Linked DNA regions of Homo sapiens: region 1 is linked to region 2. Evidence: chromatin loops called from intact Hi-C (ENCODE). Cell type or tissue: CD4-positive, alpha-beta T cell. All regions are shown on one strand. Links, peaks and the distances in the headings refer to the core of each region. The heading gives the core; the rest is flanking DNA. Region 1 overlaps KIF3C (kinesin family member 3C). Region 2 has its middle 18 kb from the start of SLC35F6.

Evidence for each region. Peaks named below come from ENCODE experiments on the same cell type or tissue, not always from the same donor. Only the 100,000 strongest peaks of a DNase experiment are listed, where the experiment ranks them.
Region 1: it touches region 2 in a loop (6-fold over the local background); 4 of 110 quality-filtered maps call a loop at or near these places.

Annotation. Positions count from the first base shown.
Region 1 is chr2:25,943,988-25,959,597 of GRCh38, reverse strand. KIF3C (kinesin family member 3C) reads left to right here. Exons shown (of 8, transcript NM_002254.8): 2 at 3,154-3,255; 3 at 3,935-4,057; 4 at 5,213-5,331; 5 at 7,693-7,809. Among named protein-coding and RNA genes, the nearest start is that of KIF3C, 31 kb to the left of the region's middle. In CD4-positive, alpha-beta T cell, for the core only: CTCF peaks have their summits at 8,201 and 8,400 (motif pointing left); a DNase peak (open chromatin) is centred at 8,407.
Region 2 is chr2:26,737,988-26,753,597 of GRCh38, reverse strand. No RefSeq gene overlaps it. Among named protein-coding and RNA genes, the nearest start is that of SLC35F6, 18 kb to the left of the region's middle. RefSeq lists enhancers at 1-561, 2,806-3,553, 10,642-11,147, 14,663-15,163, 15,164-15,610. In CD4-positive, alpha-beta T cell, for the core only: CTCF peaks have their summits at 7,484 and 7,683 (motif pointing right); a DNase peak (open chromatin) is centred at 7,687.

The sequences.
Region 1 (15,610 bases), core at 4,367-12,366, 800 kb after region 2:
TGTGGTGGCATGTGCCTGTAGTCTCAGCTACGTGGGAGGCTGAGGCAGGAGAATCGCTTGAACGTGGCAGGTGAAGGTTGCAGTGAGCCAAGATCGCGCCACTGCAGAAAAAAAAGAGAGCCCAAGGAAGGGACCTGGAACCCACTCTGGGACAACCCCCAAGGATTCTGTTTGGTTCATCAAATACGTATTGAGCACTTGTTATCTGCCAAGCACTGAGCTAAGTCCAGGGACCCAGAGATATGAGTAAGATATGACTGCTGCCATGAGGGAGCTCACAGGGGGGACAGCATGTAAATGAATAATTATTCTATTATGAGAAATAGTAGGAATATGGCCTGGTTACTGAGGGGGCCCGAAAGAGCAATTTCAAGGGGATCAGGGAAAATTTCCCAATGGTCAAGGTGTGTCTTGCAGAAAAAGTGGCAGTTTTCCAGTTAGATGTGGAGTGGGAGGAGGAACCCAGGTGCTTGTGAAATGCCATGGCCCATTGAGGGAGCTGGAATTCTTTTTTTTCTTTTTTGAGACGGAGTTTTGCTCTTGTTGCCCAGGCTGGAGTACAATGGCGTGATCTCGGCTCACCACAACCTCCGCCTCCCGTGTTCAAGCGATTCTCCTGCCTCAGCCTCCTGAGTAGCTGGGATTACAGGCATGTGCCATTATGCCCAGCTAATTTTGTATTTTTAGTAGAGATGGGGTTTCTCCATGTTGGTCAGACTGGTCTCGAACTCCCAACCTCAGGTGATCCGCCTGCCTTGGCCTCCCAAAGTGCCGGGATTACAGGCGCTAGCCACCGCACCGGGCCCCCAGGGAGCTGGAATTCTCTTGGTGAGGCTGGAGTACAGAGCATACGCAGAGCATGAATAGTAAGAGGAACCGGGAGGCCAGGCCAGCTCCCGGGGCCTGTCACTGCAGCTGACCTTGGATTTCATCCTGTAAGGAATGGAGGTCCATTCAGTAGTTTGAAGCCAAGGAGCAAGCATTCAGAGTTGTGCTGTTTTTTGTTTTTTGTTTTTTGTGATGAAGTCTCACTCTGGCACCCAGGCTGGAGTGCAGTGGCGTGATCTCGGCTCACTGCAGCCTCTGCCTCCCTAGTTCAACCGATTCTCCTGCCTCAGCCTCCTGAGTATCTAGGACTACAGGTGCACGCCACCACACCCAGCTAATTTTTGTCTTTTTAGTAGAGCTGGGGTTTCTCCATTTTGGCCAGGCTGGTATCGAACTCCTGACCTCAGATGATCCGCCCACCTCAACTTCCCAAAGTGCTGGGATTACGGGCATGAGCCACCGTCCCCAGCCCAGGGTTGTGTTTTTAGTGGATCTGCCTGGGTGTCATGTGGCAGAGGGGTGGAAGGGGACACTGAGGCAGTGGGGAGACCACAGCAGTGGTCCAGGAGAGTTGTGGGGGCTGCAATGAAGCCAGCAGGTAGCAGTGAGAATGAAAAATGGGGGGTGGTGGGAGCCGCACTGAGGAGCAGATTTGATGGCCTTGACTCACTGGCCAGATGCAACGGATGAGAGGCAGGGCAGGGATGAGGCGAGGCAGGTGAGTCGCTGAGGATGCAGTGTAAGGGATTCTTCCCTCTCATGGTCCTGCAAATGCTGACCTGGAGTGTGAAGGAGGAGCCTAGGATGGGTTTAGGTCTGTGGCAAGGCAATGCGGTAAGAGGGGAGATCATTAACCAGGAGCGCAGGCGGCTGCAGTGTGGCAGCATGGACAGCCTCCAGGGCTCAAGGCCTCTTCCTCCTGCCTTGGCCTCTGAGGCTGTGTGGGGCTGGAATGAAGCTCGTGCCTCTCTGGCGGGCCCAACTTGCTCAGCGTCTTTGGGTGACAAAGCCTCACACAGCCCATTCCTTGACCTCCCAAAAGCCACTGTTAACCCCTGTCTGGCTGTGTTCCCAATGATGTGGCTCTTACAGGTGGTCTCCTGCTCCCCAAGTCTGACAGCACCCCCTGCTTTGAGATCCCTCAGGTAGGTCAGCTGTTTCCACTGGGAAAAATTCCAGTGGAGAAGCAGCCAGCTTTTTCCACTGGTTCAAGGTGATTTCAACCTTCCAGGAGGCCCGTGATGAAGCCAGAGGACAACTGGGTACCCTGGGACAGCACCTTCTTCTTATTTTATTTTCATTTTCTAAAATTTCAAATCGGGCACCCCCCCAAACCAGAATAGGTTTTGAAAGGCTGCCGACAGCACCCTCTTGAAAATACATTTTATGTAGTCACAGTTTACACAAATCTGACATTATTTCAGCTTCAGATTCCAAAGCACTGACTAGGGGCTTTCACAGAGTGAGACTGGGGGTACGAGGTTCAAATCTCTCCTCTTTGCTACTCAATAGCTGCATGGCCTTAGGCTGGTCATTCTCAATGTCTTCATTTATTAAATGCGGAGGAGAATAGTCCCTCTTAGGGGGGGATGGAAACCATGGTGTTAAAGGCTTAGCTCAGCATCTAATAGATACTTAGCGCTCCACAAATGTTTGCCAGCCATCCTGGAACATAGGCGGTGTTCCAATATTGTAGATGACAGACCTGAAGGGATTAATTTGCCCAAAGCCTCGAGGTAAGTGGGTAGAACCAAGTCTTCCCGGCCCTCTCCAAAGCTCCTGCTGTGCTGGGCCCGTGCTGTTCCTTCTTGCTGTGCAGTCTGCTCCCTTTGGCTTTTCTTCTGCTTTCCACATCAGCTGAAGATTTAGACCCTTTCCTGCTGCCTGTGTTGAGAGCTGTCTTCCTGAGTTGGAAGCCAGTTAGCTAAAGGCTGGGCTACCTGGTGACTGTATCTTATCTTTCCCAATCCTCAACACCAGCTGGGTCCTGGTTGCCAGGATTAGGTTGCCACCCCCATCCTCCTCCTAGCCCTGGTGGACCAACCTTTCCTGTGTACCCAAAGCAAACAGACCAGTTGCCCTAGATTCCCCGAGGGGCACCCTCTGTGCCTCCCTAGTGTTCCTGCTGACAATAAGAGCCTTGTGCTGGGACCTGAGACACTAGAGGGGAAAACTCCATTCTCCCTGAAAGCCACAAGGCCCCATCTGGGACACATCTGGTGTCCACTCCCAGAAGGACCACAGAGCAGGGAAGCAAAATCTCTCCAGCTAGCAATGTTGTGGACCCTTTGCAAAGCCCACCTCCCAACCCCTCTGTGTCCCCAGGCCATGGAGAGCAAGCTCCTCATCGGGGGCAGGAACATCATGGATCACACCAACGAACAGCAGAAGATGTTGGAACTGAAGAGGCAGGAGATTGCCGAGCAGGTAGGGCCTCCAGGTGCCAGGTCCCCTTGGAGAGTGTGGCCTGCAGCTCATGTCTGGGAGGTGCAGGGCCGTAAACCATGGTGGACTCTGGATCTCTGGAATTACAGTGCTGAGAATCTCAGACATGCCACCCTGGGTCCCACAGGTCTACTAGCCCAGGGTCTTCCCTTTGGCAGGGGCACTGCTAGCTGGTGGGCGAGAGGACGTGATAGCTCTCCATAACATCAGCCTCCACAAGCCACCTGGTACTAATTCCTGGGCCTTCCACAAGGTGGTGTGAGTTCTTTGCCAACTGTATGACTGTTTCCCTAAATCATCAAGAGCCACAGTTTGTTGGTCTTACCAATCAACCATTATACTACTTGGGGAGAGGGTGAGGCAGCTTGGAAGGCAGTGTGATGTGCCTCCATCTGTGTGACTAACGCCTCTGGAGTAGGCCAGCTCTTAGGGGCTGGGGTCTCCATCCACATGGGGCAGAGCCTGGCAAAGGCATGGCCCTGGGAACTGAGAGGAGGGTTCCCAGGGGCTCTGCAGGATTGGGTGGGAGCAGTGGATGTGGGCCATGGGCCATGGTGAAGCCAGGTCCCGAGACAGGCAGAGTGAGCCAGTCCCCTGAGCTTTCCTGGCCCTCCCGAGTATGCACTGCTCCTTTGAGCCACACTGCCCGTCCTTGGCCTAGAAACGTCGTGAGCGGGAGATGCAGCAGGAGATGATGCTCCGGGACGAGGAGACTATGGAGCTCCGGGGCACCTACACATCCCTGCAGCAGGAGGTGGAGGTCAAAACCAAGAAACTCAAGAAGGTGAGACGCTGCAGCAGGACCGGTTAAGGTGTGCTGGAGGCCCAGCAGTCTCTGCCCAAGGGATGTGTGCTTCAGGGACTCCTCCCCATTTGGCTGGAACTGCTGAACCCCTGAGTGACATGGCTTGGCCTCGGGGGTGAGCAACAGGGGGAGGCAGGAGGCGGGGGCTGGGGGTGGAGTAGAGCCTTTTCTCCTGGGCCAGGGTGGGCTATGACAGGCTGCAAACTCTGTCACTTGCAGTATCCAGCGTTACCATCTTCATGGTCCTGGGTGATTACCCCGTTCAGTGTCACCAGTGAGTCACAGTTGGGATAGCTGGGCCTGGAGCAGGGCCAGGGGAATACAGAGAGGCTGAGGAGGAGACTGGAACCCCGGGAAGCTCAGGTGGGGAGTGTAAGGCCCTCAAGGACATGTCAAGGGATGAGAATAGCCGCTCACCAGAACCCTGCAAAGCCCGTGGCAAGGGAAAGACATGTACATGTGAGGGGGGTCTAGGGCAGGAAGCAGCAAAGCTCTAGCTTGGATTCTGGGAAAAACCTGGAGGCCCTTCGGGGTGGGTGATGTGGCTGCCCAGGGGCAGGCCTGGCAGAGGCACTGCCACTGTGGCAGTTACCACGGACCCAGCCCTCAGTGGCTTTGGAGAGGAGCAGGATGGCCATGCTACCTCCACACCCCACTTTTGAGAGCCCCTGAAGAGACTGGAGTGGGAGGGGTCACCTTCCAAACTCGTTCAGGCTTCCTGCTTCCTGAGCTGGGTCTCCAAATAAGCCCCGGGTCCTAGTTCCGGCTCTTCTATTGGCTGGTTGTGTGACCTTGAGCAAGTCTGTGCCTGGCTTCCTCATCTATGAAAGGAGGGTATTGGACCAAAAGGTCCCTGGGGTCCCCTCCCGTTTGAACATTCCACGATGCTGATAGCAGCTGAGAAAGAGCAGACAATGGTCACAGGCCTCAGTGAAGGAGGGCGGGGCACCACTTTAAATAGCCCAGCCCAATTCGTGGTGGGTTGGGCACAGCGGGGAGTTCAGAAAAGGACCCGCAGCCTCATCCTGGGCTGAGTCGGTAGACTCTGAGCCTGCAGCCCTGCGGCCCAGGCTGGGTGACTGGGGCCTCGTTGCCACACCAAGCAGCCTCTGAGTGGCACCTGTCCCCACCCAGCTCTACGCCAAGCTGCAGGCGGTGAAGGCGGAGATCCAGGACCAGCATGATGAGTATATCCGCGTGCGGCAGGACCTGGAGGAGGCGCAGAACGAGCAGACCCGCGAACTCAAGCTCAAGTAGGGCCCGCAGCTCTTTTCATCCCGGGTCCCCACAGCCAGCCATCATTACTCAGGCCTCTCCTCCCCTAAGGCCTCATCCTGACTGTCTCCTCTCCCATGAGTCCTTTAGGAATAAAATGCGTCTGAGGGCTGAGGGATGGGCCCACGTGCTGGAGTTTCTTCTACCTCCTCTGCCTGTATTTGATGAACCCCTCAAAATGGACGCTAGGTGCTGGCCAAAAGTAACTCCGAAGGCCCTGAGGCTACCATCTTTGCATAAGAATCAGTGATTTTAAATTTTTTAAAAATTATTTTTAGGGCCGGGCGCAGTGGCTCATGCCTGTAATCCCAGCACTTTGGGAGCCGAGGCAGGTGGATCACCTGAGGTCAGGAGTTTGAGACCAGCCTGATCAACATGGTGAAACCCCATCTCTACTAAAAATACAAAAATTAGCCGGGCATGGTGGCGCGCACTTGTAATCCCAGCTACTCAGGAGGCTGAGGCAGAATTGCTTGAACCTGGGAGGTGGAGGTGGCAGTGAGCCGAGATCATGCCACTGCAATCCAGCCTGGGCGACAGAGCGAGACAACGTCTCAAAAAAAAAAAAAAAACAAAAACAAAAAAGGCCGGGCGCAGTGGCTCATGCCTGTAATCCCAGCACTTTGGGAGGCTGAGGCAGGTGGATCACGAGGTCAGGAGATCGAGACTATCCTGGCTAACACGGAGAAACTCCGCCTCTACTAAAAATATAAAAAATTAGCCGAGAGTGGTGGCGGGCGCCTGTAGTCCCAGCTACTTGGGAGGCTGAGGCAGGAGAATGGTGTGAACCTGGGAGGCAGAGCTTGCAGTGAGCTGAGATGGAGCCACTGCACTCCAGCCTGGGCGACAGAGCAAGACTCTGTCTCAAAAAAAAAAATTATTTTTAAATTTGTTTTAAAAATTATTTTAAAAAATGTGTGTATATAGTAGTTGCATATATTAATATTGATGGGATACATTAGATTTTTTTTTTTTGGAGATGGAATATTGCTCTATCATCCACCCTGGAGTGCAGTGGTGCAGTCTTGGCTCACTGCAGCCTCCACCTCCCAAGTTCAAGCGGTCCTCCTGCCTCAGCCTCCTGAGTAGCTGGGACTACAGGCGCCCACCACCACACCTGACTAATGTTTGCATTTTTAGTAGAGATGGAGTTTCGCCATGTTGGCCAGGGTGGTCTCAAACTCCTGACCTCAGGTGATCCGTCCTCCTCGGCCTCCCAAAGGGCTGGGATTACAGGCATGAGCCACCTCGCCTGGCCACATGAGATGTTTTGATACAGGTGTGCAATGTGAACTAAGCACATCATGGAGAATGGGGTATCCATCCCCTCAAACATTTATCCTTCAAGTTACAATAATCCAGTTACACTCTTTAAGTTATTTTAAAATATACAATTTGCTGGCTTATACCTGTAATCCCAGCACTTTGGGAGGCTGAGGCAGGTGGATCACCTGAGGTCGGGAGTTTGAGACCAGCCTGGCCAACGTGGTGAAACCCCATCTCTACTAAAAATACAAAAATTAGCCAGGCATGGTGGCATGTGCCTGTAATCCCAGCTACTCAGGAGGCTGAGGCAGGAGAATCACTTGAACCCAGGAGGTGGAGGTTGCAGTGAGCTGAGATCGTGCCATTGCACTCCAGCCTGAGCAACAAGTGCAAAACTGTCTCAAAAAAAAAAAAATATATATATATATACACACACACACACACACACACACATATATATACAATTAAGTTATTGACTATAGTCACCCTATTGTGCTATCAAATAAAAGTATTTATTCATTTTTCTAATTTTGTGTACCTGTTAGAAGCAGTGATTTTTCAAGCTGCAGTATTTCTGTAGGGATCCTTTCCCCTTAACTTCTTGATTTTCCCCACCTCCACATTGCCTCTGCCTCTTTTTTTAAAATAAATAAATAATTAATTAACTTATTTTTTTTTGAGACGGAGTCTCACTCTGTCGCCCAGGCTGGAGTGCAGTGGTGTGATCTAAGCTTACTGCAAGCTCTGCCTCCCAGGTTCATGCCATTCTCCTGCCTCAGCCTCCTGAGTAGCTTGGGACTACAGGCACCCACCACCACGCCCAGCTAATTTTTTTTTGTATTTTTAGTAGAGACGGAAATGGTGTTTCACTGTGTTAGCCAGGATGGTCTTGATCTCCTGACCTCGTGATCCGCCCGCCTTGGTCTCCCAAAGTGCTGGGATTACAGGCGTGAGCCACCGTGCCCAGCCCCCTCTGCCTCTTGGCTTGTTGCTTCTAATCCTTCAACCCTCACATGCACCACGTGGTCTCTCGCTCACCCATTTTCCCATCACTCCTTCATTCCTGCTCCCAGGTACCTAATCATCGAGAACTTCATCCCGCCGGAGGAGAAGAACAAGATCATGAACCGGCTTTTCCTGGACTGTGAGGAGGAGCAGTGGAAGTTCCAGCCACTGGTGCCAGCCGGCGTGTGAGTCTCTAACCCAGCTGTCTGGGCTGGGGGACTTGTGGGTCCACTCCAGGTCGGGGCTGGTGAGGGGCCTGAGGCCTTGCCTGCAGGGAGACAGATGTTTTGTGGATTGGGGAAAAGATGGGGAGGATGCCGATGGGGGATGAATTTCTCAGGATCTAATTGTAGGGGTCTCTATGATGGAAGGGTGTTCTGGGAAAAAAAGTGTCTCATTGGCCTGGGATGCAGAAAATACCTTGTGAGGGATCTCGGGAGGGAGGAAGAGCATCTCAGCCTCTTGACAATCCTAGCGAATGCTAACATCTGGCCAGGTCTGGTGAATATTCATTTGTCAGATGCCCGAAATAGCAACCACAGTTAATATTTGCCAAGCGCTACTGTGTGCCGGATGCTGTGCAAGACTCAGGAGACAGAAGATAAATTAGACATGGTCCGAGCTCACAGTCCAGTGGGAAATAAGTAATCAGATCATGATGTGATAGAGCTGTGATCCAATCTCAGTGCGCTCGCTCATCCGGGTGATTTCAGCATTTCCACCTGTTTCCATGTCCTAGTCCTTGGGTGCAGCTGCGGCCATTGGCTGGGTGTGTGGCTCCCTCTGCTGGTGGCCATGAAGAACATCCCAACAGAGTGAGGCCTTGCCCGGCTGAACCATGGGCCCTTAATTGCAAATATATAGAGAGAGGTGCTTAGGAGGCTGGACACCAATGCACCTTCCTGGAGATTATTTGCTCTCTCTAGAATATTAATGTTAAAATAGGGCAAGAGTCTCCCTAAATCTGGGATGGGAAGCTAGCAAGAGGTCTACAGCTTCTCACTGAAGCATCAGATGCCTACTTGGTTATTTTTTTTTTCCTTTCTTCCTTTTCTTTTCTTCTTCTTTTTTTTTTTTTTAACAACTATAGCTTAGATGCCTATTTGATCTTTCTTAAAGGCTGATTTTACTTAAGGTGATACCACATAAGTTTGTAAGTGGCAAGCACGTGAATAGAGGACTTTTCAATGGTATTACTTTGCACCTACAATCCACCTTTCCAATCTAGGTAGAGATTCTCAATAGTACATCAGCTGTCATAGAGGTTTTCCACCCTGGCTGGAGCTAGAATACCTGCAGAGAGTCTGATTTAAAGGGTCCCAGGTCTTAGGTTTTGTGATTCTGCATTTGAAGCCAGGCTAGAAAACCACTGCTCCAATGACATTTGCTGGAGTTGGATGCTGGCGAGGCTTCACTCTGAAGGGTTATCTTATGCTTAGAAAAGTTCTTTCTAGCTGGGCGTGGTGGCTCAAGTCTGTAATCTCAGCACTTTGGGAGGCTGAGGCAGGTGGATGGCCTGAGGTCAGGAATTTGAGACCAGCCTGACCAACATAGTGAAACCCCATCTCTACTAAAAATACAAAAAAAAATTAGCTGGGCGTGGTGGCAGGCGCCTGTAATCCTAGCTACTAGGGAGGCTGAGGCAGGAGAATCTCTTGAACTCGGGAGGTGGAGGTTGCAGTGAGCCAAGATCACTCCATTGCGCTCCAGCCTGGGCAACAAGAGCAAGACTCCGTCTCAAAAAAAAAAAAGAAAAGAAAAGAAAAGGTCTTTCTGCTGGGCATGGTGGCTCATGCCTGTAATCCTGTAATCCCAGCATTTTGGGAGGCCGAGGCGGGTGGATCACTTGGCGTCAGGAGTTTGAGACCAGCCTGGCCAACGTGGTGAAACCCCGTCTCTACTAAAAATACAAAAAATTAGCCGGGTGTGGTGGCATGCACCTGCAGTCTCAGCTCCTGGGGAAGCTGAGGCAAGAGAATCACTTGAACCCAGGAGGCAGAGGTTGCAGTGAAACTTGCTCTTTCGCCCAGGCTGGAGTGCAGTGGTGTGATCTTGGCTCACTGCAACCTCCGCTTCCTGGGTTCAAACGATTCTCGAGCCTCAGCCTCCCCAGTAGCTGGGATTGCAGGTGCATGCTACCACGCCTGGCTAATTTTTTGTATTTTTAGTAGAGACGGGGTTTCACCATGTTGGCCAGGCTGGTCTTGAACTCCTGAGCTCAAGTGATCCACCTGCCTCAGCCTCCCAAAATGCTGGAATTATAGGCATGAGCCACTGCACCAGTCCTTAGAAAAGTTCTTGAGTTTAAAGTTTGCAGGTGAAGGAATTTCTTTACATTGGATGTAGTAGTGCCACCAATGTGCTCAACTAGTTGTGGGATGGGAGAGGCTTTGAGAAGGTGTGCATTAACTTTTGTTGTTGTTGTTGTTTGAGACAGGGTCTCACTCTGTCACCCTGGCTGGAGTGCAGTGGTGTAATCACAGCTCACTGCAACCTCAGCCTCCCCAGGCTCATGTGGTCCTCCTCCCAGCTAATTTTTTTTTCTTTTTTTTTGGTATTTTTTGTAGAGACAGGGTTTTGCCATGTTACCCAGGCTGATCTCGAGCTCCTGGGCTGAAGCGATCTGCCTGCCTTGTCCTCTCAAAGTTCTAGGATTACAGGCGTGAGCCACTGCGCCTGGCCACGTCAGCTTTTTATTTTGAAAACAAGAATTGCAAGAATAGTATAAAGAATTCTCGTATACCCTTCACCAGATTATTAACATTTTGCCATATCTTGCTTTAACTTTCCCCCAACCACTTGAGATTAAGTTGCAGACATTTTGACCTTTTACCTGTACTTCCGAAAAATGAGAACATTCGTGTTCCACAGTGCAATGATCAAACTCAGGAAATTTTGTATTGTCACAATATTATTATATAGGCAATATTAAAATTTGCCAATGTCCTTTATGATGATTTCCCTCCCTCCCCACCTGCAGTCATGCATTTCATTTAATTGTCATGACTCTTTGGTCTCCTTTAATGTGGAACTGAGAAGGGATTTTGACTTGAGTTTAGCAGTTTCTTGCTTCAGAGGAATTTATTCATTTCTCAAAACACTCTGCAATTTTGACTTGACTGCCTCAAGCACATGATCCAGACTCAAAGTGTGGCAGGTGCTTTACCTGAAGTTCGAATGAGCTTTCTGCATAATGATTATGAATTTCCTTCCCTCCCTCCCTCCCTCCCTTCATTCCTTCCCTTTCTTCTTTCTTTCCCTTCCTTCCTTCCTTCTTTCCTTCCTTTCTTTCTTTCTCTCTCTCTTTCTCTCTTTCTCTTTCTCTCTTTCTCTTTCTCTCTCTCTTTCTCTCTTTCTCTTTCTCTTTCTTTCTTTCTCTTTCTCCCTTTCTTTATTTTCTTCCTTACTTCCTTGCTTGCTTTCTTGCTTTCTTTTTTCTTGAGTCTCACTCTGTCACCCAGGCTGGAGTATATAACTCACTGCAGCTTCGGGCTCCTGGGCTCAAGTGATCCTCCTGCCTCAGCCTTCTGAGTAGCTGGGGCCACAGGCATGCACCACCACACCAGCTAAATTTTTTATCTTTTGTAGAGACAGGGTCTCACTTTGTTGCCTAGGCTGGTCGTGAGGTCCGGGGCTTAAGCGATCCCCCTCCTACTGCCTCCCAGGGTTGGGATCACAGGCATGAGCCACCCCACCCAGCCTGGACTTCCCCTCCTTATTTATGTTATTTATTTATTTGTATTATTTTTGAGACAGAGTCTATCTCTGTCTGCACTCAGGCTAGAGTGCAGTGGTGTGATCACAGCTCACTGCAGCCTTGACCTCCTGGGCTCAAGTGATCCTCCCACTCAGCCTCCCAAGTAGCTTGAACCAGCAGGCAGTCGCCACCATGGCCAGCTCATTTTTTCTTAAATGTTTTTTAAAAGTTTGCTTTCTTCCACCAGGTGTTCATGCCTGTAATCCCAGCTACTCTGGTGGCTGAGGCAGAAAGATTGCTTGAGCCCAGGCTATTGTAAGCTAGGATCATGCCACTGTACTCTAGCCTGGGCGACAGAATGAGACTTCATCTCTAAAATTTTTTTTTAATTTACTTTCTTCCTTTTAAGTAACCCTTACTTCAATTGCAAACAATGTTTTCATTATGGAAAATTTAAATAAACATAGAAAGAATGAAAATTCCACCTAGCTAGTAGTAGTGTTTACTAACAATTGGATTTGAACTTTCCACCATCTTTTCTTTTTTTATACATAAACTTTTCTCCTTTTGAGGGTTAAAATGGTTTGTATATGCTGAAAAAAACCATTCACAGATTTTAAAAATTAAAATAGCTACCTTAAAACAGCATACTTTAATTAATTTTTACAGTAATACCTATAATAACTTTTTTTTTTTTTGAGGCAGTCTCGCTCTGTCACCCAGGCTGGAGTGCAGTGGCGCTATCTCAGCTCACTGCAAGCTCCACCTCCCGGGTTCACGCCATTCTCCTGCCTCAGCCTCCCGAGTAGCTGGGACTACAGGTGCCTGCCACCACACCCGGCTAATTTTTTGTAGTTTTAGTAAAGACAGGGTTTCACCATGTTAGCCAGGATGGTCTTGATCTCCTGACCTCGTGATCTGCCCGCCCCGGCCTCCCAAAGTGCTGGGATTACAGGCACAAGCCACTGCGTCGGGCCCCTGTAGTAACTTTTTAAAAAGAAAGAAGCTTGCTAGAATACAGATCTTTCTTTATTGTGTAAATGTTGCCAATTTCTAGCCCATTGTCTTTTTTACCCTGATCTTCTGCTTTAAAGGCAAGTTTGTGCTCTTTATTAAAGGATTCTAATGCTCTCTGCTCTTGTTGCCCAGGCTGGAGTGCAATGGCACAATCTCGGCTCATTTCAACCTCCACCTCCCGGATTCAAGCAATTCTCCTGCCTCAGCCTCCCCAGTAGCTGGGATTACAGGCGCCCACTACCACACTTGGTTAAATTTTTTTGTATTTTTAGTAGAGACAGGGTTTCACCATGTTGGCCAGGCTGGTCTTGAACTCCTGATCTCAGGTGATCCGCCTACCTCGGCCTCCCGAAGTGCTGGGATACAGGCGTGAGCCACTGCGCCCAGCCTTCTTTCTTTTTTTTTTTGAGATGGAGTCTCGCTCTGTCCCCAGGCTAGAGTGCAGTGGCGCGATCTCGGCTCACTGCAACCTCCACCTCCCAGACTCATGTAATTCTCTAGCTTCAGCCTCCCGAGTAGCTAGGATTACAGGTGCACACCACGACACCCAGCCAAGTTTTTGTTTTTGTTTTTGAGATGGAGTCTAGCTCTGTCGTCAGGCTGGAGTGCAGTGGCGCGATCTTGGCTCACTGCAACCTCCGCCTCCCGGGTTCAAGTGATTCTACTGCCTCAGCCTCCTGAGTAACCGGGATTACAGGCATGTGCCTCCACGCCCAGCTAATTTTTGTATTTTTAGTAGGGACTGGGTTTCACCATGTTGGCCAGGATGGTCTCGAACTCCTGACCTCGTGATCTGCCCACCTCGCCCACCAAAATGCTGGGATTACAGGCGTGAGCCACCATGCCCGGCCTAATTTTTATATTTTTAGTAGAGATGGGGTTTTACCATGTTGGCCAGGCTGGTCTCGAACTCCTGATCTCAAGTGATCCGCCCACCTTGGCCTCCCAAAGTGCTGGGATTATAGGCACAAGCCACCTCACCTGGCCCCCACCTTTCCTCTCTGTGATTCTTCCCACTGTCCTTGAGCAGGGAAAGTTGTGAAAAGAGAGTCAGTTCTTTGCCAGTGGAAACCTGGAAAACTCTGATTTTTCCTCAGAAGCTATTTGCTTTATTTTTATTTATTTTATTTTATTTTATTTATTTTTTGATACGGAATCTCGCTATGTCACCCAGACTGTAGTGCAGTGGCATGATCTCAGCTCACTGCAACCTCTGCCTCCCAGGCTGAAGCAATTCTCCTGCCTCAGCCTCCTGAGTAGCTGGGATTACAGGCACCCACCACCATGCCCGGCTAATTTGTTTGTATTTTTGGTAGAGACGGAGTTTCGCCATGTTGGCTAGGCTGGTTTTGAACTCCTGACCTCAAGTGATCTTCCTACCTCGGCCTTCCAAAGTGCTAGGATTTACAGGCGTGAGCCACCGTGCACATCCAAAAACTATTTGCTTTAAATTTACCTCCATAGTGTTAAGTTGTATTATTTTGCTGTTGTTGTTGAGATGGAGTCTCGTCTGTCACCCAGGCTGCGGTGCACTGGCACCATGATAGCTCGCTGTGTTGCCTGGGCTGGTCTTGAACTCCTGGCTTCACGCTAATCCTCCCACCTCAGCTTCCCAAAGTGCTGGGATTACAGGCAGGAGCCACTGCATGCAACTGGCCTTAAATTTTATTCTTTTTTTTTTTTTTTTTTTTTTTTGAGATATTCTCACTCTGTCACCCAGGCTGGAGTGCGGTGACACTATCTTGGCTCACTGCACCCTCCGCCTCCTGGGTTCAAGCAATTCTCATGCCTCAGCCTCCTAAGTAGCTGGGATTACAGGCTTGAGCCACCGAACCTGGCCTTAGTTTTATCCTTTGTAAAGGGACTACCCAGACCAAGAATTATTGAACCCAGGCTGCAGCTGTGAAAGGACAGGATTTTTAACTACCAGACTATAAAGTAGAGCAGCTTTTATAGTGTTTTCTTTTCCAAGATTCTTTGCAAAGAATTAGTCCTAACACACACTCATTATGCCCATTAATTTAAATCTGCATATAGTTGCTTCCACTTTGCATTTGTAAGTTTGTGTTGGCAACTCTTCTAAATGAATACCAATTGGACAGTGTTCCCTTAAATTTTTTTTTTTTTTGAGATAGAGTTTTGCTCTTGTTGCCCAAGCTGGAGTGCAATGGTGTGATCTCGGTTCACTGCAACCTCCACCTCCCGGGTTCAAGTGATTCTCCTGCCTCAGCCTCCTGAGTAGCTGGGATTACAGGTGCCCGCCACCACGCCTGGCTAATTTTTGCATTTTTAGAAGAGGCGGGGTTTCGCCATGTTGGCCAGGCTGATCTTGAACTCCTGACCTCAGGTGATCCACTCACCTCAGCCTCCCAAAGTGCTGGGATTACAGGCGTGAGCCACAGTGCCCGGCCTCCCTGAAATTCTTATATTGAAAATTTAAAGCTATAAATAGATTTACAAGGTTTTCCGAAATTATGGTTAAGTATATTCATAACTTAACCATGCTATTTTATGCAGAATATGTTTGTACCTGTTCAGAATAAAGACCAAGTACAACATATGTGAAGAAAATATGCAAATACATCTGGGTAGGGTAAAAGGCAATTATAGGCTGGGTACAGTGGCTCATGCCTGTAATCCCAGCACTTTAGGAGACTGAAGCAGGTAGATGGCTTGAGCCTAGGCATTTGAAACCAGCCTGGGCAACATAGCGAGGCCCCATCTCTACAAAAAAATACAAAAAGTTAGCCAGGCATTAGCACATGCCTGTACTCCCAGCTACTTGGGAGGCTGAGGTGGGAGGATTGCTTGAACCTAGGAGGTTGAGGCTTCACTGAGCTGTGATTATACCACTTCACTCCACCTGGCCTGGTCAACAGAGTGAGACCCTGTCTCAAAAAAAAAAAAAAAAAGGCAATTATGATTTACCAATGTTCTCTACTACACTTAAATACAAATTATATGAACAGTAATTACAGAATGCTCTAATATAATAAAGAATTCCAAGAAATAAATTACTTTAAAACAGTTATTAAGAAATATCAGGTAGCTGTGCACGGTGGATCACACCTGTAATCCCAGCTACTTGGGAGGCTGAGGCAGGGGAATTGCTTGAACCTGGGAGACAGAAGTTGCAGTGAGCCGAGATCATGCCATTGCACTCCAGCCTGGGCCACAGAGCAAGATTACATATCTATGAAAAAAAAAAGAAAGAAAGAAATATCAGGTAATCATGAATATATTCTTTTCTTTTTCTTTTTCATTTTTTTGTC
Region 2 (15,610 bases), core at 3,281-11,280:
TCCCTGAATTCCAGTGAAACAGCTGATGCCAACCAGTTTGAAGACCTCCACAGAGGAATGAAAGCAACATAAGAATAGTTTCTTCATTTCCTTGTCCCATGACTTCATGCACTCTTTGCCTAATCAACGATCTCCCCACTTCAGCCCTCTCCAAAACCCTTAAAAACCCTAGCCCCAGGCCAGGCGAAGTGGCTTACACCTGAAATCCCAGCACTTTGGGAGGCCAAGGTGGGAGGATTGCTTGAGCCCAGGAGACCAGTCTAGGCAACAAAGTGAGACCCTGTCTCTATTAAAAAAAAAAAAATTTTAACCAGGCATGGGCACACGCCTGTGATACTAGCTGTATGGGAGGCTGAGGCAGAGGATTGTTTGAGCCCAGGAGGTCGAGCTCCAGCGAGCCATTTTTGCGCCACTGCACTCCAGCCTGGGTAACAGAGAGAGACCCTGTCTCAAAAAAAACAAAAAACAAACAACAAAAAACCCCCAGCCCCTGACTCCCTGGGGAGATAGATTTGAAGTTTCCTCCCTGTCTTCTCAGTGGACCTGTATTAAACCTCTTTCTCTGCTGCAACCCCGTGTCTGGGTGTATTGATTTGACAGGAGTGTCAGGCAATTAACCTATTACAGTTACGCTTAGAGTAAAAAATGATTCATTATTTGTCTAAAATTCAAATTAGATATGTATCCTGCATTTCATTTCTCAGTCTGGCACCCTGCTGGTCTGGCATCCAGCTCAGAGCCCTTGCTCAGAGACAGTGACTATGACAACAGCTAATTGAATTAGTGCATCTCAGGCACATTTTCCTTTCTAATATGCTGTTGACTAAGCTTACGATATTTTCTCCCTCTGACTCAGTTACATCTCTAAATTGATACCAGCCCCCTTGGACATGGCCTTCACCCTAGGGAAGCCTAGGTTCCTGTATTTAACACCATTCTCTTTTTTTAATTTTTTAAAAAATGTGTTATTTTTAAAAAAATAGAGACAGGGTGTTGCTATGTTGCCCAAGCTGGTCTTGAACTCCTGAGCTCAAATGATCCTTGTCCTTTGGCCTCACAAAGTGCTGGGATTACAGATGTGAGCCACTGCACCCAGCCCTGTATTTAACACACATCTAGAAAATTCGGAGCACAGACAGATTGAGAACACTTTCCTCTTTTGCATACAGTTTCAGGGTATTCCCAGGTCTCATGAAGCCCAGGCGTGGATTGCCCCTGACATAACTTCTTATCCAACCCCCCGCTTTTCAGAATAGAAAACCCAGGCCCAGAAAGAAGGTGACTTGCTCAGGTCAATAGCAAATGACTGTGAGCTAGTCAACTCCCTGTATTTATTTATTTGGCTTAGATTTATATGAACTAGTTTAAACCTGATAGTAATAAAAAAATTCACTGGCCCTACAAATGCTTAATTACATTTAAAGTAATACAACTTATGAACCAATGAACTGTAAAAAGATATTTTTGGCCAGGCGTGATGGCTCACGTCTGTAATCCTAGCACTTTGGGAGGCCGAGGCAGGAGGATCACTTGAGTCCAGGAGTTCCAAACCAGCCTGGGCAACGTGGTGAAACCCCATCTCTACAAAAGATAAAAAATTAGCTGGGCATGGTGGCACGTGCCTGTAGTCCCAGGCTGAGGTGGGAGGATCACCTGAGCCTGGAGAGGTTGAGGCTGCAGTGAGCCATGATCGTGCCACTGTACTCCAGCCTGGGCAGTAGAGTGAGACCCCCACCTCACAAAAAAAAAAAAGATTTTTTTGAACTTTTGGGAGAAAGTAAAAATGATCTATAGAACAAGTTCTCTCGCTAGTTTTATTGGTTGTATTAGCTTCCTGTTGCTGCTATAATTACCACAAACAGAGTGAGTGACTTCCAGCAACAGAAACTTATTATCATACAATTCTGGTGGGTAGAAGTCTGAAATTCAGTCACTGGACTAACATCAATGTATTGGCTGAACTGTGCTTCTTCTGGAGGCCCTAGGGGAGCATCCATTTCCCTGCCTTTTCCAGCTTCAAGAGGCCGCCTGCATTCCTTGGCTGCTGGCCCCACATCACTCTGACCTTTGCTTCTCTAGTCACATCTCCTCTGACTCTGACCCTCTTGCCTCCACAGAACCTTTGTGATTACATTGGCACTACCTGGGTTATCCCGAATACTCTGCCCATCTTAAGATCTATATCTGAAAAGTCCCTTTCATCACATTAGGCAACTTATTCCTGGGCTTTGGGAATTAAGGCGTGGGCATCTTCAGGAGGCCATCATTCTTCTTACCACAGTTGTGATGAGGTATCGTGATTACAGTTTTTGAAAAAAGTCCTTAGCTGTTAGAGAGTGAACTGATTATAGGTGAAATTATTTGCTTTAAAATCCTCTAGACCAGGCACAGAGCTCATGTCTGAAATCCTAGCACTTCAGGAGGCTTAGGTGGGAAGATCGCTTGAGTCCAGGAGTTCCAGACCAGCCTGGGCAACATGGCAAAACCCCATCTCTACAAAAGCAAAACAAAGATTAGCCGGGCATGGTGGCACGGATCTGTAGTCCCAGTTACTTGGGAGGCTGAGGTGGGAGAATCACCAGAGCCTGGGGAGGTTGAGGCCTCAGTTAAGCATGATCCTAGGTGACAGAGTGAGACCCTGGCACTCCAGCCTGGGCAACAAAGTGATAGCATGTCTCAAAAAAAAAAAAAAAAAAAAAAAGAAAGTAAGAATGAAAGAAGAAAATTGAAAGGATGGGTTGCCCCTCCACACCTGTGGGCGTTTCTCGTTAGGTGAAACGAGAGACTTAGAAAAGAAAGAGACACAGAGACAAAAAATGAGACAAAAAAATGAGAGACAAAAAAGAAAGAGACACAGAGAAAGAAAAATGGGCCCAGGAGACCGGCGCTCAGCATATGGAGGACCCGCGCCGGCCCCGGCCTCTGAGTTCCCTTAGTATTTATTGATCATTATTGGGCGTTTCCCAGAGAGGGGGACGTGGCAGGACAATAGGATAATAGTGGAGAGAAGGTCAGAAGGTAAACATGTGAACAAATGTCTCTGCATCATAAACAAGGTAAAGAAAAAAGTGCTGTGCTTTTGATGTGCATATACATAAACATCTCAATGCCTTAAAGAGCAGTATTGCTGCCAGCATGTCCCACCTCCAGCCCTAAGGCGGTTTTCCCCTATCTCAGTAGATGGAATATACAATCGGGCTTTACACTGAGATATTCCATTGCCCAGGGACGAGCAGGAGACAGATGCCTTCCTCTTATCTCAACTGCAAAGAGGCCTTCCTTCCTCTTTTACTAATCCTCCTCAGCACAGACCCTTTACGGGTGTGGGGCTGGGGGACGGTCAGGTCTTTCCCTTCCCACGAGGCCATATTTCAGACTATCACAAGGAGAGAAACCTTGGACAATACCTGGCTTTCCTAGGCAGAGGTCCCTGCGGCCTTCAGCAGTGTACCGTGTCTCTGGGTATTGGAAGTTAGGGAGTGGTGATGACTCTTAACAAGCATGCAGCCTTCAAGCATTTGTTTAACAAAGCACATCCTGCAGAGCCCTTAATCCATTTAACCCTGAGTTGACACAGCACATGTCTCAGGGAGCACAGGGTTGGGGGTAGGGTTACAGATTAACAGTATCTCAAGGCAGAAGAATTTTTCTTAGTACAGAACAAAATGGAGTCTCTTATGTCTACTTCTTTCTACGCAGACACAGTAACAATCTGATCTCTCTTTTCCCCACAAAAATAGAGAGGGGAAAAAAAGCCCTTAGAAGACATAAATGGCAGAAAGTTGATGATTGGTTTTTTTGTTGTTTTTCTGCCTTTTTTTTTTTTTTTTTTTAGATGTAGTCTTGCTCTGATGCCCAGGCTGGAGTGCAGTGGCGTGATCTAGTCTCACTGCAACCTCTACCTCCTGGGTTCAAGCAATTCTCCTGACTCAGCCTCCCAAGCAGCTGGGATTACAGGCGCGTGCCACCACACTCAGCTAATTTTGTATTTTCAGTAGAGACGGGGTTTCACCATGTTGGCCAGGCTGGTCTCAAACTCCCCACCTCAGATGATCTGCCTGCTTTGGCCTCCCAAAGTGCTGGGGTTACAGGCATGAGCCACCATGCCCGGCCAGTGATTGTTAAAGCTGAGCTATGTGTACATGGAGGCTCACTGTACTATGTCCTCCAATTTTTTGCATATTTGAAATTTTCCATTATATAAAGTTAAGCATTATAGATCTTTATGTTGTGGTACTGGTCCATGGACAGATGAGTAACCGTGAAAGAATAGGAAGTCCAGAAATGCACCCTAACACAAGCAGAAATTTAATAAATACAATACAAATGTGGCATTTCAAATCAGTGGGGATTGTTTAAATGTTATTGGGACAACTGGGTAGATATCTGTGAAAAATAAGCTTAGAGGCTGGGTGCGGTGGCTCATGCCTGTAATCCCAGCACTTTGGGAGGCCGAGGCAGGCAGATGGCCTGAGGTCAGGAGTTCAAGACCAGCCTGGACAACATAGTGAAACCCCATCTCTATTAAAATACAAAAATTAGCTGGGCATGGTGGCATGCGCCTGTAGTCCCAGCTATTCCAGTTCCTCGGGAGGCTGAGGCAGGAGAGATGCTTGAACCTGGGAGGCGGAGGTTGCAGTGAGCCGAGTTTGTGCCACTGCACTCCAGCTTGGGCGACAGAGCAAGACTCTGTCTCAAGGAAAAAAAAAAGTTTAGATTCCCACCTTTTACCTTACACCAAAATAAATTCCAGCTGGATAAAAGATGTGACTGGAATAAAAAAATTAAATTGTGAAATCTCTAGAAAGGAATGTGGAAGAGCCATTTTGAAGACATTATAATAGTTCTGGAGTAGGAAAGGTCTTCTGCGTGTGATAAAAAAAACTTGCATGGGGAAAAAAGCATAAATAAAAGATATATGACAATCTGTGAAAAATATTTGCAGTTCACACCACAGACACAGGTCGAATTTCCTTGACATATGAAGAAGTCTGTATGGCGTAGCCATACAATGGAACATCATGCAACAATAAAAAAGAATGAAGTACTGATACATGGTACAACATAGATGAAACTTTATTTATTTATTTATTTATTTATTTATTTGGAAATGGCGTCTTGCTCTGCTGCCCAGGATGGAATGCAGTGGCACGATTTTGGCTCACCGCAACCTCCACCTTCGGGTTCAAGCAGTTCTCTTCCCCTAGCCTCCTGAGTAGCTGGGACTACAGGCGCATGCTGCCATGCCCAGCTAATTTTTTGCATTTTAGTAGAGATGGGGTTTCACCGGGTTGCCCAGGCTGGTAACTCCTGAGCTCAGGCCCTGCCTGCCTCAACCTCCCAAAGTGCTAGGATGACAGGCATGAGCCACTTTGCCCGGCCAGATGAACCTTGAAGCCATTATGTGAAGTGAAAGAAGCCAGCCACAAATGACCACATATTGTATAATTCCATTTATATGAAATGTTCAGAATAGGCAAAACTATGGAGACAGAGAGTTGATTAGTGATTGCTTAGGTGTGGGGGTGTTTGGTGGGGGAGGCATGGAGGTGTATGGTATATGCATGGTGGGGGTGATTGCTAATGGGTACTGGATTTCTTTTGAAAGGGAGACAAAATGTTCTAAAATTAGATTGTGATGACAGTTGCACAGCCCTGTAAACATACTAAAACCACTGAATTGTACATTTCATATGGGTGAATTTTATGGTATGTGGACTGTATCTTAATAAAGCTGTTAACAAAAAATCAATACAAACAAGGCCAAAAACACAAAAGCAAGATGGACAATGAATATAACGAGACAATCCATGGGGAAAGAAGTACCTCTTAGGCCCAGGAAAGATGCTCAACAGTGCTCATAATAAGAGAAATACATTAGCCGGGTGTGGCGACACACACCTGCAGTGCTAGCTACTAGGGAGGCTGAGGCAAGAGAATCACTTGAACCCAAGAGACAGAGGCAGCAGTAAGCTAAGACTGCACCACTGCATTCCAGCTGGGGCAACTAAGTGAGACCCTGTGAAAAAAAAAAAACAGAGAGAGAAAAAAATATAAGACCGAGCATGGTGGCTCATGCCTGTAATCCTAGCACTTTGGGAGGCTTAGATGGGAGTATTGCTTGGGCCCAGGAGACCAGTTTAGGCAACAAAGTGAGAAGGGTATCTCTACAAAAAAATCAACAAAATTAGCTGGGTGTGGTGGCATGTATCTGTAGTCCCAGCTACTTGGGAGTCTGAGGTGGGAGGATTGCTTGAGTCTGGGAGGTTGAACCTGCAAAAGTGATATAAAAGTCCAATGAGTATCATTTTCACCTGTTCAGCTGGGAAATTTCAAACAAAGTATGATAATGTGCTCTTGGTCTGACTGTAAGGAAACGCTGTACACTGATGGTGGAAATCAAGACAGTTCAGCCTCTGAGAAGGGCGATTTGGTAATATCTATACAGTTAACATATTCATATCCTTTCTCCCAGCCTGGAGCTACCATGTGCCCATGAACTGTCTTCTAGGCTTGTTTGCTATGAGATAATGAGGCCTTACATAATTAAACTTTTATTATGTTGGGTTTTCTGGTCTGTGAGACCAAAATGAAAACTGATAATTGTAGCAATTCCACTTCCAGGAATTTATTCTAACATGTTTTCCCTACGTGTTTTTCATAGCAATGAATTGGGAACCACCCACATTTCCATCTAAAGAAGAGTAGTTAAATACGTTATGGCGCCTCCATGTACTGCCATGCAGGGAATACAGTATTGCTTTACAAAGGAATGACGATGCTCTTCATGTGCGATGGACAATGATCTCCAAGATGTGTTGTTAAGAGCCCCATGTAAGGTCGGGCACAGTGGCTCACGCCAGTAATCCTAGCACTTTGGGAAGTCACGGTGGGCAGATCGCTTGAATGCAGGAGTTCGAGACCAGCCTAGGCAACATGGCAAGATCCTGTCTCTACAAAAAAACACAAAATTTAGCCAGGTATACTGGCATGCACTTTTAGTCCCAGCTACTTGGGAGGCTGAGGTGAGAGGATTACTTGAGCCTGGGAGTTGGAGGTTGCAGTAAGCCAAGATCACACCACTACAATGCACTCCAGGCTGGGTGACAGAGTGAGATCCTGTCTAAAAAAAAAAAAGAAAAGAAAAATCCTTGCGTATGATATGCTACTATTTATGTAAAAGCTAAAATATATGTATATTTTATACTTGTAAATATAGAGAAAATCTCTGGGTGGAGATGTGGAAAGTGATAATTGTGTGGTAGAGGGCTAGGGTGTGAGAGACTCACTTTTCACTGCATATCCTTTTTGTGCCTTTTGAATTTTATACCATGTGTAAATTGACCTATTCAAAATGATAAGCAGAATAAAGGATGCCACGCCAGGAAGATGGTGCACCTTGAGAATAGGACTGTCTCTACTTGCACTTCACAACTATCAGATATGGCTCCAGATATGCAGCTTCTCCGAAACACCAGGGGAATTCGAAAAGCACAGTCTTATTGCCCAAACGCTGGGTTATGGTCCTGGAGATGGATTCTAATTTGCCATGTGCCTTTAGGTGGGTTACTTCCCATCTCTGAACCTCTGCTGGACCACCTGACTCCTAGGGGCCTTCCAGATCTCAGGCTCTGATTCTGCTGCTCAGCCAATACAAGGCTCACTAGACAGCCACCAGATGGCGCTCTGACCCTGCTTCCAAAGTGAGATGAGGCTGGGCCCATCCAGCTTTTACAAATGATGGGTGTCACTGGAGGGAATTTTAATATTGAAAGTATCAAAAAGGTCACTTCTGTAATCCCAGCACTTTGGGAGGCCGAGGTAGGGGGATTGCTTGAGCCCAGGAGTTAGAGACCAGCCTGGGTGATATAGCAAGTCCCTTATCTCTATTTATTTATTTAGAGACGAAGTGTTGCTCCTTGCCCAGGCTGGAGTGCAGTGGTGCAATCCCGGCTCACTGCAACCTCTGCCTCCCGGGTTCAAGGGATTCTCCTGTCTAAGCCTCCCAGGTAGCTGGGATTACAGGCCTGTGCCACCATGCCCGGCTAATTTTTTTTTTGTATTTTTAGTAGAGACGGGGTTTCACCACGTTGGCCAGGCTGGTCTCAAACTCCTGACCTCAAGTGATCCACCCGCCTCCGCCTCCCAAAATTCTGAGATTACAGGCATGAACCACCCCACCTGGCACCCCCATCTCTATTAAAAAAAAAAAAGAAAGCATCAAAAAGGGTGTGATTCAGGGAGCTGCATAAAACAAAAAGAGGTGCTGAGGGCTGAGTTTCTCCAGGAGTCAGATGGTGGAGGACACAGTCAAGTGCCCTCAACCAGGAGGGCAGGGTGGCCTAGCGTAAGAGGCTGGCAAGACTGCAGGCTGGCAGGAGGTTTCAGCCTCCCTGTGAGCTGGGGAGGCCTTGGCTGGGGCAGAGAGCCATGAAGGGCATGGGCTGTGGAATCAGGGGCGGGCAGGTCTGTTGACCTCTCTGAGCTTGTTCCCATCTGTAAAATGGGGTAATTCTGTCACCTGTGATATTGATTGTCATTCTTTTAATAGTGTTTGTTCTTGAAACATTAGAAAGCTCAGTAAATGTAGCTGTTATGTCTATGGGTAACGGGGAAGCTGCCTCTACAGAGGACACCTTTTCTTGGGGCTTGATATCCAGGCTCCTAGCCCAGAGGGTAGGCACGAGGGCTTCTTGGAGGAGGGAGATCCCCCGTGTGAGGCAGCGGTACTCTGTAGGAGCTGATCATTGCTGGGCTCAGAAAGAATTCCCTAGTTGTCTAATGTACGGCAAACACCGCAATTACTTTTGCACCAACCTAATAGATATCTCCTGGTTTTTCCTTTTTATGTGGACATGTGAGGAAAGTCCTATGTATCTTTGCCTTAAAATGGTTCTGTTTAAATGTTATAAAATATAAATGCTATGGATTAAAAAGAGCGGGTGGCCTTTTTAAGACATTTCTGGCTGAAGCCAGCATTGAAACTGCTGGAAACCACTAGGGCTGTTAATGTGTGATTTTTAGCGACTCCGGGCAAAGCGACCTTTTCTCCAGAGCAGAGATTGGTGTTAGTGGGGAGGGGTGCCGGCAGGATAAATGCTGCAGTGGGACACTCTTCTCCGGAGTGAAAGTGACCAAGTGGGAGGAGTGTCTGCCTCAGGCCTCTGCACTTCTTCCTCACTTTCTCAGCTGAAGGAATCTTGGAACTATGTGCTTATAGGAAGGGAAATCTTTTTATCCCCCCACGGAAAGGGGCTCTTTGCCCACCACATGAGGTTGTACCTCCTGGAAGAGGCTCCTTGTTAATTCCATCAAGGGGGCATATCAGCTGGCTTTGGCCCTAGTGGAATAGAGTGGAAATTGGTTTTCCTTCCTCAAAAACAGAACTAAAGTCTTTCCTGAGAGCAGCAGATCCCAGTCTTTATTTCTCCAAAACAGTGCTTCCAGAACTTTCCTGTTAAAATGCAGATTCCCAGTGGCCATTACGCAGTGATTCTCGAGAGAGTAGGTCTGGTGACTTGGTCCTGACAGGCCTGGTGGGAAAAAGCAGTTCCAGCTGCTTCAGCCCTCCAGCAGGGGCTGGGGGATGACAAGGACATGGAAAGACCCCAGAGCATGGATGGGAGGGAGCTGGCTCAGGGGCCACAGGGCCCTACCTCAGGGGTGCAGGCTGAGCAGGCAGGTAGGGCAACACTATCCCAAAGCAAATAGCAGTAGCAGGGCGGCCTCTAGGTCTGAGGGGAAGGAGGTGGAGTGGGAGAACATTGCATTTGCAGTCCAAGCTCTGCTCCTTACCTCCTGGGCGACCTCAGACAAGTCACTCAGCCACTTGGGCCTCACCTGTAAGTTGGGCATGGTGATTCCTGCCTGGCATCTGATAGAAACTCAACAGAGGTAGTGGTTTTCTTCCTTGTATTAGATCATCTGAACTTGGCCCGCAGGCCCCTCGGGCAACAGGCCTCAGAGTGTCTCTTGCGCTGTGAGAATAGGGGAGGTAGTGAGCTAGGCCTATGCCCTTTGTAACAGTACCCACACATACCCCTGCCCCTGCTGCGGACCTCCTTGGCTCACCTGTCCCGATCGCTCCCGGATTGTTGGTCTCTTATGGCAACTGAAAGTACAGATGGTCATGACCGCCTCCTGGGTCCTTATCAGGCCTCAGTTTCCCTAGGGGTGAAATGAGGCAGGCTGAGATGCCTCTGGGGCTCCTTCCAGCTCTGGCCAAATCTTGCATGAGGATTTGTTCTGCTCTGTGCTGACTGAGGCAGGGAAGGGGAACCATGTCATCCTTCATGGCCCTGCTGCAGGTGTCCCCTGGGGACCTCGGCTGACTTCCTGACTGCTTTCAGGGTCTCCTCATGAACATGAGGCTTTGTCTGAATGCCATGGTCAGATTTTTCACCATGAACCAACCAGAAGGAAGGGGAGAAGTCCTCTCCATGATTGTCCAAATCAGAGTGGCTTTTTGGCTTTAGCCTGGCTCTGTTACTTTTCTGGTGTGACTCTGAGCTTATCTGAGCTTTCTGTATCGATCCTCCTTATTAGCAAATGGAGGGGAGGAAGAGGTGGTCCCTGTAGGTCCTTTCTATAAAGGCAGGCATACTTGGTCCCACTGTGAGACTCTGTACATTTCCACTGAAGATCCATTCCTCACGCTTTGAGGGCCCTTTTTGAGGCTGGCTGGGGAGCCGAAGCTCCCCCTTCCTAAGCATTTTAGCCGTGGGGTTTAGACAGGTCCACTGGCCTAGTGGAAGCATGAAGCCCTCATTCACAGAGTGGGCACGATTTTGACTGCCTTGCCCACCTCACAGGTTCAGAGAGTGGACAGAAGGAAGGGTCCACTAGAAAGTAAGTACTGTGCTGGTATGGTCGATTACGAGGTCCATTTTTGCAGCCCAGAGCAGGGGGAAGTGGGAGCTGCTGTTCACTTTTGATGCTTGGATTGGGATGGCCTGACAGCAGCCTGGCCCCGGCAGTGATCTGCCCTCAGCATCCTGGAGCCCCAACCACTCCCAGCCATGGGCTGACCCCATGGGAGGTGGCGTCCTAGGGGTGGGTTGTGGGCCTTCCGAGGCTCCTAAGCTGTTAAGTGGTGAGGGAGCCAGGTGGACAGGTGGTACTGGCCCATCCCAGCCTCAGCACACTCCTGCCCGTCACGGCTCCTGCTCCCTGCCCTGAAGGCAGGGCTGCTGGGGCCACCGAGGCCACTGGCATGACTATCAGGACATCTGATTCTTGAGTTGGAGGCCGCTGTGCAAATGCGAGGCTGAGGACAGCCCGGAAGATTCCATTACAGTGTTTTGACAATCTTCTCCCTTGGCTGTGCCACAGGCTCTCCTTGGCCTCCCTGCCAGGCAGGGGAGTAGCTTGTTCTCAGCTCTGGAAGCAACAGCTGGGGCATCCCGGGCCCTCCCAGCCCACAGAGAAGGGCTTGCTATGTGCCCTCCTGCCGTTCCCCTGCCTAGGCTGGTGTAGAGAGAGTGATCTTACAGAGCGCAGGCATTGGGCTACGAACATCTGTCAGGAGTGAGTGATGCCAGGTGAATCTTCTAGAAACTCTAAATTCCATGAAATTTTCCTCCACTCGGAAACTTTTGCTGGCTCCCTGTTGCCTGTGAGTAACAGCTAAGAGCTGAACATCCTGTCTGGTGGATGCCTCCAATGTCTCTTCCATTCTCCCCTGCCTTTCCTTACTCCTTCCCTCCTCCCCACACTTTCACAACCATCTTTGATGCCTATTAAGTGTAGGTATGGCATGAAGCTCCAGAGATAAAACCACAAATGAGATGGACACAGCCCCGGACTCATGGAGCCCACTCCCTCCCCTTCCTAAGGAGATCCCCGGGCTCTTCTCACTGTTCTCCAGCACTCTGGGAACATTCCCCTATGGGGCCTTTGCTCAATTTCCTACACCTGAAATGCTGTTGCCATGTGCTAGATCCCACCATTCCTTCCAGGCTCAGTCAGGCCCAGCCCCGGCCCCATGTCCACACCTCCCCAGCCTTGGAGCCCTCTCTGTCTCACTTGGCACTCAGCCCACACACCTTGACCTTCATTTCTCTCTGCAAAGCTCCATCAGCCCTGTGCTCACACTCATGGTGGCAGACACGAGCGGGTCCTATCCAAGTCCCTCCCTGGGGCCCAGCTCCTAGTACTGGAGAAGGGAGTGGGGGTCCCCATGGGGTCAGCATTGGGCTTATCCAGGAATGCAGACCTGACTGGTCGGGCTGAAGTGCTTTAGGGGCAATTTTGCATCAGGGTCTGTGGTGCTTCTTGGCCAGCCTCATCTGAAGGGAAGCAGGCAGACCACAAGGGAAATAAAAGCATAGCAGAGCATAGCACTGAGGTTTGTATGGTTCCTGCCACACAGCCCAGTCCTCATGCACTCAGGAGAGAGGGCTAAGTCACAGAGAGGGGGCTGTGAGTACAAATCCAAAGCGTTTTCACTAAACCCACCACGAAAGTTTGGAGCACCAGACAACATGCTCTGAAGTTGCAGGAGGGAGTGTCACAGTAGGTGGGTGGGGTTTGAGGACTGTGCTCATTGGGGCAGACTCTGCAGCCTGAGCAGCAGGATGGTCCGCCTGTCTTGACAGCTGTAGGCGAGGAGGAGCCTGTCTCCTTGAGCAGCTCCAGCCCCAAGCGGCAGGTGGCAGAACGATTGGGCCACATGGCGCCTTGTCCCTCACCCTGGTGTGCGTGCCAGCCTAGGCAGAGGTTACCCCATAGTGGTTTAGATGGGATGAGACCCTTTGGGACTCCTCGAAAAAGATGGGAGAGTAATTTTAATAGGCGAAGAAACAGCCAAAGAAATGGGGTTTCATGGGCTCTGGGGATTTTCCATTTACCCTCAGCCTGCTAGGGCCTGAGAGACCCTGTTTGCCTAGGCAGAGGCACAGTGTTTTAGATTAGCTCCTGCCCCATTGACCTTTGCTTGATGTCTGGCTTGTGCCAGCAACACCCCATGGGGACCTCATGGTTGCTTGTTACATCCATATACTGATATGTGTCCAGCTTCGAGTGACACTAGCGACACCTGTGCCGACAGCTGGCCTGGTCTGGGGTGGGCAGAAGTTGACCAGAAGCATTGATGGCCTCCCCGCTGACCCTCTCATAAAGAGGCATGGGGGACTTACACCCCCTACCGTGGCCATCAGAACAAAATGGGTGTAGGTGGGAGTGCTTAGCTCATCTGCTGGGCCGTGTGCAAAGCCTCTATGGTTTGTTTTTTCCTAAACAGCTTCTTTGAGATAAAACTGACATAAAATAAACTACACATATTTAAAATGCAGAATTTGGTAAGTTGACAGATGTATATACATGTGAAGCCATAACAGAGAGCAAATGCATCCTTCGCCCCAAACCTTCCCTTGCTCCCCTCCTGCTCCCCGCCCCCTGCCCCCTCAACTTTTTTTTTTTGAGACAGTGTCTCACTCTCATCTAGGCTGGAGTGCAGTGGCACAATCATGGCTCACTGCTGCCTAGACTTCCTGGGCTCGGGTGATCCTCCTTTCTCAGCCTCCTGAGTAGCTGGGACCATAGGTGCGTGCCACCACACCTGGCTAATTTTTTTGATTATTTAGTAGAGATTGGGTCTCACTATGTTGCCCAGCTGGTCTTGAACTCCTGGGCTCAAGGAATCCACCCGCCTCGGCCTCCCAAAGTGCTGGGATTACAGGCGTGAGCCACTGCGCCTGGCCTGCTCACCTTTTTAATCCCAGCCTCCTCCCCTGGGCCAGGGCAACTGTTCATCTGCTTTCTGCCCCTCTAGATTAGCTTCTGTTTTCCGGAACTTTAGAGTAATGGAATCCTTCCATATGTGCCCCTGTTTGTCTGACTCCTTCTGCTTTTTGTGTGTTTCAATAGCTTCTTCCTCTTCATGGCTGTATTGTATTCCTTGCCACACATATACCCGGCTAATGTATCCATTTCCCTGTGGATGGACACGCAGGCTGTTTCCAGTTTTGGCCTGTTACAGATAGAGTTTTGAAGCTGGTGCAGATAGGGGAGAGCGCTAGCCAGGGAGCCCAGAGGCCCATTCCCTCCCTCTTTTTTGTGAGACGGAGTTTCACTCTTGTCGCCCAGGCTGGAGTGCAATGGTGCATTCTTGGCTCACTACAACCCTACCTCTTGGGTTCAGGTGATTCTCCTGCCTCAGCCGCCCGAGTAGCTGGGATTACAGGCACCCGCCACCACGCCCGGCTAACTTTTTTGTATTTTTAGTAGAGACGGGGTTTCATCATGTTGGCCAGGCTGGTCTCGAACTCCTGACCTCAGGTGATCTGCCTGCCTTGGCCTCCCAGAGTGCTAGGATTATAGGCGTGAGCCACCGCGCCCGTCCTCCCTCCCCTCTTTGTCTTACTGTTCTCTTCTGAAACATGAAGCATTGGACTCACAGTTCCTAGGGGCCCTTGGCTTTAACAGTTGGCTTCCTTCATTTTTCTCTGTTAATGCTGTGCTCCTGTGACAGTGAGGGCCAATGGCAGAGGCTGGGCCTGCTCAGGACCTGGGGGTGCTGGGCTCTGCACTGCCCAAGCCTCATTCTGGAATTCAAGTGGTAAGTTTGTAGACCCTCAGCTCCGGTGAGCTTAGGCTACAGAATTTGGAGCTAGAAAGGACCTGAAGCATTGTCTGTATGGTCGCCTGACTGGGTGCATGGGTCCCCTGAAATGCGTGTTGAGGATCTGCTGGAGCCAGCCCATTGTGGCAGCAGAGCGCTGACGCTTGAATCCCATCCACCCTGGGGGGCTAGGGAAGGGTGGGGTGGGGCTGGGTTTGTCCCACCCCTACTGTCTCCACTGTCCCCTTCCCCCACCATGGCCAACTGGCCTCCCTCCCTGCCTCCCAGCAACCTCAGCAATGCCCTACTTAGACCCCGGAGAGGGGTCTGCCCATCTGTTCACCATGATAAGGCTGGAGGGGGCGGTGGCAGTGGGTTCCTATTGTGTCTGTGGCACCAGATTTGGAGATTAACTCCAAATCACTTCGGTCTCAGGAACAATGAAGTGGCTCCCCCACAGCCTGATGTCACCCCACCAACCTGCTGCTCCCTCTGGGAAGGGAGGATCAGGAAGGGATGGGCTCTGGCTTACTCTGCCTTCCAGAAGCTGCTGAAGCAGCATCTGGGATCCCCATTTGCTCAGGGGCAGGGATGAGGTTGGGGGGCACACCTGGGAAGGCAAAGAAAACAATGTGGCCCCAAGGGCCAGAGACTGTGGTGGCTGGATGGATGTGGAAGGTGGAGCCATGTGGCCTTGGATTCGAAACCTGGTTCTGCCACTTGGGTGACCTTGGATAAGTAAGGTGACCTCCCTGAGCCCCAGTCTCCTCACCTCTGGATGGGGATAATTGTACCTCCCTCTGCAGGGGTGTTGGGAGAATTGAGTAGCACTCCTAGCCCAGCTCCTCGCACATGCTTCATATCTATTGTTTGCTCCACACACCTCAGCCCCAACTGATCTAAGAGCCCTGGCCATCAAGTTTCCTGTGGCACATTTCAGTCCTTGGAGGCTGTCCTGAGTGATAAGGGACAGCCCTCTTGCTCCCTCTCTTCAAGGACAGGACAGGTGCCTGAGAGAGGAAGGGGCTCAAGTCTGAGCTGGGAACGGGC